Linked DNA regions of Homo sapiens: all the other regions are linked to region 3. The links are chromatin loops, found by intact Hi-C in ENCODE. Cell type or tissue: OCI-LY7. All regions are shown on one strand.

Evidence for each region. Peaks named below come from ENCODE experiments on the same cell type or tissue, not always from the same donor. Only the 100,000 strongest peaks of a DNase experiment are listed, where the experiment ranks them.
Region 1: it touches region 3 in a loop (5-fold over the local background); 9 of 110 quality-filtered maps call a loop at or near these places.
Region 2: it touches region 3 in a loop (2.7-fold over the local background); 4 of 110 quality-filtered maps call a loop at or near these places.

The regions. Positions count from the first base shown.
Region 1 is chr7:75,076,463-75,078,962 of GRCh38, reverse strand. No RefSeq gene overlaps it. Among named protein-coding and RNA genes, the nearest start is that of RCC1L, 3.9 kb to the right of the region's middle. In OCI-LY7, a CTCF peak has its summit at 1,228 (motif pointing left); no DNase peak of the experiment used is centred here.
Region 2 is chr7:75,573,603-75,576,102 of GRCh38, reverse strand. It overlaps HIP1 (huntingtin interacting protein 1), which reads left to right. Exons shown (of 31, transcript NM_005338.7): 8 at 2,202-2,342. Among named protein-coding and RNA genes, the nearest start is that of SPDYE5, 83 kb to the right of the region's middle. In OCI-LY7, no CTCF peak of the experiment used is centred here; no DNase peak of the experiment used is centred here.
Region 3 is chr7:75,761,681-75,764,180 of GRCh38, reverse strand. No RefSeq gene overlaps it. Among named protein-coding and RNA genes, the nearest start is that of CCL26, 9.3 kb to the left of the region's middle. In OCI-LY7, CTCF peaks have their summits at 1,353 and 1,553 (motif pointing right); a DNase peak (open chromatin) is centred at 1,550; H3K27ac peaks cover 293 bases.

The sequences.
Region 1 (2,500 bases), 690 kb after region 3:
TGATGTAGGGTGATCTGCCCGCCTCAGCCTCCCAGAGTGTTGGGATTACAGACATAAGCCACTGCTCCCGGCCGATTTATTATTATTTTTTAACAAGGAACTGCATGATACATTAATTGTATAATTAAAGTTAATAATAATACAAATAAAAACATGTAAGTTTAGTCTGGGCACCGTGGCTCATGCCTGTTATCCCAGCACTTTGGGAGGCCAAGGCGGGTAGATCACTTGAGGTCAAGAGTTCAAGACTACCCTGGCCAACATGGTGAAACCCCGACTCTACTAAAAATACAAAAATTAGCCGGTCGTGGTGGCAGGTCACTGTAATCCTAGCTACTCGGGAGGCTGAGGCAGGAGAATTGCTTGAATCCGGGAGGAGGAAGTTGCAGTAAGCCAAGATCCTGCCACCGCACTCCAGCCTGGCAACAGAGTGAGACTCTGTCTCAAAAACAGACAAACAAACAAATGTAAGGTTAGTTAAGTTCACTCTTTCCCAGACTAGAGAATTTCAGCTACATCAAACGTCAAAATAATTAGAATGTGTACAGGAAAATGTCATCATAGGTGGTGAAGAAATTAGCTTGGCTAACGTTAGCAGACATTTGGATACTCTGAGATAGCTGATAGTTTGACAGTAGTACCATCTTTTCCAAGCAAAAATTTGGACAGAAATGTAAGTATTTTCTAGCATAGAACCAGTCTACAAAACCAGCCAAGTTTTTTTCATGTTTGTTTGTTTGTTTGTTTGTTTTTGAGCCAGAGTCTCTCTCTGTCGCCCAGGCTGGAGAGCAGTGGCGCAATCTGGGCTCACTGCAACCTCTGTCTCCTGGGTTCAAGCATTTCTCATGCCTCAGCCTCCTGTGTACCTAGGATTAAAGGCACCTGCCACCACGACCGGCTAATTTTTTTTTTGTATTTTTAGTAGAGATAGCATTTCACCATGTTGGCCAGGCTTGTCTTGAACTCCTGACCTCAGGTGATCTACCTGCCTCGACCTCCCAAAGTGCTGGGATTACAGGCGTGAGCCACCACGCCAAGCCAGAAAAGTAAGTATTTTCTAGCACAGAAGCAGTCTACAAAACCAACCAAGTTTTGATAGCAAAATAGAAAAGCCCAGTTGTGGCTACAAATCCAGCTCTTTATTGGCCAAATAGACGTTTAGGATGTTTTAGCCTTTCATAGGAGACAGAATTGGTGGGTAAGTATTGCCACCCCGTGGCTGCGGTTCACATTGCAGTTTGTCCTTTTATCTTCAAAATACTAAACCAAGGCTTGTGTCCTTTGGATATCCCCTAATAGTAAAATGTTTTAGAAATTTGAGAAACTCACATAGGGTTATTAAAATATTGACAAGTAAAAAAAATTTTAAAACCTACTATCCTATTGTCATTATGAGTTTGTAAAAGACCAGACGTTGAGCCAGGTGGGATGGCTCACGCCTGTAATTCCAGCACTTACAGAGGCCAAGGCAGGTGGATCACCTGAGGTCAGGAGGTGGATCACCTGAGGTCAGGAGGTGGATCACCTGAGGTCAGGAGTTCGAGACCAGCCGGGCCAATATAGTGAAACCCCGTCTCTACTAAAAATACAAAAATTAGCCAGGCATTGTGGTGGGTGCCTGTAATCCTAGCTATTTGGGAGGCTGAGGTAGGAGAATCACTTAGAACCCAGGAGGCGGAGGTTGTAGTGAGCCGAGACTGTGCCACTGCACTCCAGCCTTGATGAAAAAGCCAGACTTTGAAAAAACAAAAAAATCAGATGTTGAAAACCAAAAAACTAGAAAGGACACAAACTCAGATAAAAGGACAGTCCTGCTTATGAAAGTTCAGTTCAAAATTTTTCTTTTCTTTCTTTCTTTTTTTTTTTTTTTTTGAGACAGGGTTTGTTCTGTCACCCAGGCCGGAGTGCAGTGGTGCAAATGCAGCTCACTACAGCCTCGACCTCCCAGGCTCAAGAATCCTCCCACCTCAGTCTCCCAAGTAGCTGGGACCACAGGTGGGCTCCAACATGCCAGGCTAATTCTTAAATTTTGTATACAGACAAGGTCTTGTTATGTTGCCCAGGCTGGTCTCGAACTCCTGGGCTCAAGCAGTCCTCCTGCCTTAGCCTCCCAAAGTGCTGGGATTATAGGCATGAGCCACTCCACCCAGCTGAACTGTGTATGCATTTCGTAAATATATAAATATTCCCTATATTAACTATTAATATTAACTATATTTATAATATTTACATAATTGTCCTTTATCAATATATGTCTCAGATTTATCAACTCAAGTGCAGCCAAATTCTGTCTCTAAAAAATGAGTAAATAAATGAATAAATAGGCCGGGCACGGTGGCTCATGCCTGTAATCCCAGCACTTTGGGAGGCCGAGGCGGGTGGATCACCTGAGTTCAGGAGTTCGAGACCAGCCTGGCCAATAGGGTGGAGCCCCGTCTCTACTAAAAATACAAAACAAAATTAGCCGGGCGTGGTGGTGGGCGCCTGTAATTCCAGCTAC
Region 2 (2,500 bases), 190 kb after region 3:
GCATTCCTGGAAGGTATCAGGAATCGGGGCCAGGCAGGGAAATGGAACAGCCCGTGGTTCCTGCCAGTTGGAGCCTGAGGAAGCCGGTAGACTTGGGGATGGCTGCCTTGCAGTGACAGCTGCTTTTAATTTGTGTCAAGAAGAAAAGCTGCCTTTTAATTAGAACAGTTCGGGATTTTTTTTTTTTTCAGCTGCCAGACTAACCCAGTTACCAGGGATTAGTGCAGTCGGGAAGCGGAATACAGGCAGTGCTAGGCTTCCCTCTGGGCCAGTTCCACTCACAGAGGGACCGCGGGGAGAGTCATTTCATTGCCCGCCGCGTGCAGAGTCTGCAGAGGCAGTGGGTGGCCAGTGCAAGAAAGAAAATCAGCCTGGCCAGTGGTGTGAGCTGAGTGTCTGCAGCCAGACGGCCAGTTGCTTGGTCTAGGATGGGGGGCAGGAGGTTAGTGTGGAGGGAGCCCCAGCGTGAGAAATTGAGGGAGCAACTTTGTCTCTGAAACTCAAGAGGGTGGAGGCAAGACTTCTATTTTTGTTGACAGGTGCCCCAAGTTTCAGCCCTGAACCCTGACATATCTTCCTTCTCCCAAGTCCTTTTTCTTATTTTTCTTGTTTTGTATTGTTTTGTTTTGGTTTGGTTTCTTTTGAGATGGAGTCTCACTCTGTCACCCAGGCTGGAGTGCAGTGGCACCGTCTCAGCTCACTGCAACCTCCACCTTCCAGGCTCAAGCGATTCTCCTGCCTCAGCCTCCCAAGTAGCTGGGTTTACAGGCACACGCCACCACACCCAGCTAATTTTTGTATTTTAGTAGAGACAGGGTTTTGCCATGTTGGCCAGGCTGGTCTCGAACTACTGACCTCAGGCGATCCACCCGCCTCGGCCTCCCAAAGTGCTGGGATTACAGGCATGAGCCACTGTGCCTGGCTTGTTTTGTTTTATTTATTTATGAAACAGAGTCTCACTCTGTCGCCCAGGCTGGAGTGCAGTGGTGGGATCTTGGCTCACTGCAGCCTCCACCTCCTGGGTTCAAGCGATTCTCCTGCCTCAGCTTCCCAAGTAGCTGGGATTACAGGCGTGAGCCATCACGCCTGGCTAATTTTTGTATTTTCAGTAGAGATAAGGTTTTGCCATGTTGCTCAGGCTGGTCTCAAACTCAGGCTCAGGCAGTCCCCCCACCTCGGCCTCACAAAGTGCTGGGATTACAGGCGTGAGCCACTGCACCTGGCTGAGACCCAGTCTCGTAAAGAGGAAAAAAATGAAGATGAGGCTCCTCCTCCATGTCCGCCATGGTAGGAGCTCTCCCAGGTTATGAGCAAATCTCTTCTTCCCTGAGCTATCAGGGGTCTCTGCACAGAGTAGCGCTTAGTTCACCCAGTCATGATGCACTGAATATTCTGACTCTCAAGAGCAAAGGCTCCTGGTCTAACCATCATTGGCCCCATCAGCTCTTGGGCTCTCCAACAAGTCTGTTAACTCACCACCTCTCAACAAAACCACTTTTTTTTTTTTTTTTTTGAGATGGTGTCTTACTCTTGTCACCCAGGCTGGAGTGCAGTGGTGCAATCTCGGCTCACTGCAACCTCTGCCTCCTGGGTTCAAGTGATTCTCCTGCCTCAGCCTCCCGAGTAGCTGGGATTACAGGCATGTGCCACCATGCCCAGCTAATTTTTGTATTTTTAGTAGAGACAGGGTTTTCCCATGTTGGAGAGGCTGGTCTCGAACTCCTGACCTCAGGCGATCCACCCGCCTCAGCCTCCTAAAGTGCTGGGATTACAGGCGTGAGCCACCACACCCTGCCAAAACCACTTTTTTTTTTTCGAGACTGAGTTTTGCTCTGTTGCTGGAGTGCAATAGCATGATCTTGGCTCACTGCAACCTCTGCCTCTCGGGTTCAAGCGATTCTCCTGCCTCAGCCTCCTGAGTAGCTGGGATTACAGGCATGCGCCACCATGCTCGGCTAACAAAACCACTTCCTGACTTTGTGAGAGCCTTCAAGTTACTAACCTTCTGTTTCTTCACCTGTTTAATGGGGATACGTTTACCTATCTCATGGGAGTGTTGTGAAGGTTAAATGAATTAGATGAGGTAAAGCACGCACAGAATCGGTCCTTGGTGTATGTTGGACCCCTGCCTCTGCCCCTCTGAAGAGGCTGCCTGTAATCCCCTGGCTCTACCACCTTTCTCCCTCACTTTTATTTCCTAGTATTCAACTCCCTGGACATGTCCCGCTCTGTGTCCGTGACGGCAGCAGGGCAGTGCCGCCTCGCCCCGCTGATCCAGGTCATCTTGGACTGCAGCCACCTTTATGACTACACTGTCAAGCTTCTCTTCAAACTCCACTCCTGTGAGTACCGCGGGCCAGATCTTCTTACATGAGATTCAGGCCAGAGGGAGGATCCCAGCCTGAGGATGTCCCCAGAGAAACGCAGTCCTTCTCAGTGCCTTTGGCTGTCTGCTTCTGTTCCAAAAGGCCCCGGAGCTTCTGACCATTGTGAGGATAAA
Region 3 (2,500 bases):
TATCTGGGTATGGTAGCGAGCACCTGTAGTCCCAGCTACTTAGGAGGCTGAGACAGGAGAATTGTTTGAACCTGGGAGGCAGAGGTTGCAGTGAGCCGAGATCGCACCACTGCACTCTAGCCTGGGCAACAGAGAGAGGCTCCATCTCAAAAAAAAAAAAAAAGAAAAAAGAAAAGAATGTCAGGGTCACGTTTTTCAGAAGGCCTCGGTGATTTTTGTCATGTCCCCAAACAGCAGTGGCTGTCTCTGGCCTCTGGCACCTTTTGTTTCCCGTGTACAGCGCTTTTATACAATTGTAATATGGTGATTGATGTTCTTAGCTCTGCTACCAGACTGAAGCCTCCTGCGTTTGGGGATTAATTCATTTTTTTAGTTAAAAAAAATATTATTGGCCGAGCGTGGTGGCTCATGCCTGTAATCCCAGCACTTTGGGAGGCCAAGGTGGGCAGATCACGAGGTCAGGAGTTCGAGACCAGCCTGGCCAATATGGTGAAACCCTGTCTCTACTAAAAATACAAAAATTAGCTGGGCATGGTGGCACGTCCCTGTAATCCCAGCTACTCGGGAGGCTGAGGCAAGAGAATTGCTTGAACCAGGAAGTTGGAGGTTTCAGTGAGCTGAGATTGTACCACTGCACTCCAGCCAGGGTGACAGAATGAGACTCTGTCTCAAATAATAATAATAATAAATTAGTATTATGAAGCCTGGTGCAGTGGATCACACCTGTAATCCTAGCACTTTGGGAGGCTGAAGTGCGAGGATCATCTGAGCCCGGGAAGTTGGAGGGTGCAATCAGCAGAGATTGCACCACTGCACTCCAAGCTGGGTGACAGAGCGAGAGCCTGTTTTTTTTTTTTTTTTTTAAGTATTATTATAATTACAAAAAAAATTTTTGGGGCCGGGCCCAGTGGCTCATCCCTATAATCCCAGCACTTTGGGAGGTGGAAGCTGGCAGATCACTTGAGGCCAGGGGTTCAAGACCATACTGGCCAACATGATGAAACCCGTTTCTACTAAAAATGCAAAAATTAGCCAGGTGTGGTGGCACCTGCCTGTAATCCCAGTTACTCGGGAGGCTGAGGCGGGAGAATCGCTTGAATCTGGGAGGTGGAGGTTGCAGTGAGTTGAGATCACACGGCTGCACTCCAGGCCAGGCGACGGAGTGAGACTGCGTCTCAAAAAAAAAAAAAAAAATTATAGAGACAAGGTCTTATGTTGCCCAGGCTGGTCTCAAACTTCTAGCCTCAAGTGAGCCCCAAAAGTGCTCACTCAGACTCCCAAAGTGCTGGGATAACAGATGTGAGCCACACCACCCAGGCCTCAGGGATTAATTCTATCTTGCACAAATGAAAGACTTGGGAAACATCTGTGTAATATGCCACCAAATACAAATACTGCCAGACACCCTTTGCCCAGGCTCAACTCTGAATCAGAGCAGAGTACCTAGGGGAAGAGATCCAGACATCCAAGCTTGCAAGACAAATTCCTGGTTGAGAGCTCTATAAAGAAGAGGGACTTCTAGCTGTAGTTCTACAAGTTTACCAGCAGATGGGAACAGTCTCCTACCATCTTTTAAAGTTTCCTACCACTGCACTGTTGACAACTGGCAGATTTACAGAAAAGTCTATTCTGTGAGTCTTTACCAAGGATCTACTTGAAATCTAGAGTCATGTGCAATCTCTTTGGGAGGCGGGCAGGGAAGAGACAAAAGTGAAGGAAGACTGAGCTCAATCTTCAGAGGGTACATTTCATTGGAGAGCAATGAAATACACACAAAGCAATTAAGATCCCCTACAAGATAACACACCTGAGAGTTTGACGGGAGACACTATCTCCTTGGGCTTCAGTTTCACGAAATGAGGAGGGAGAAATTGAAGACATTCACAGTGGCTGGCGCGGTGGCTCACGCTTGTAATCCCAGCACTTTGGGAGGCTGAGGCAGGCAGATCACCTGAGGTCAGGAGTTCGAGAGCAGCCTGACCAGTATGGTGACACCTCGTCTTTACTAAATACAAAAAAATTAGCCGGGCATGGTGGCGCATGCCTGTAATCCCAGCTACTTGGGAGGCTGAGGCAAAAGAATTGCTTGAACCCAGGAGGCAGAGGTTGCAGTGAGCTGAGATTGCACCATTGCACACCAGCCTGGATGACAAGAGTGAAACTCCATCTCAAGAAAAAAAAAAAAAAGAGGAAGAAGACATTCATAGTGTCCCAACCTAGGTGCACATCAACAGTGGACTGGATAAAGAAAGTGGGGTACATATACACCAAGGAATACTATGCAGCCATAAAAAGAATGAAATCATGTCCTTTGCAGTAACATGGATGCAGCTGGAGGCCATTATCCTAAGTGAATCAACACAGAACCAGAAAACCAAATATAGCATGCTGTCCCTTACAAGTGGGAACTAAGCACTGAACACACAGGGACATAAAGATGTGAACAATAGCCCAGGTGCAATGGCTCACGCCTGTAATCCCAGCACTTTGGGAGGCCGAG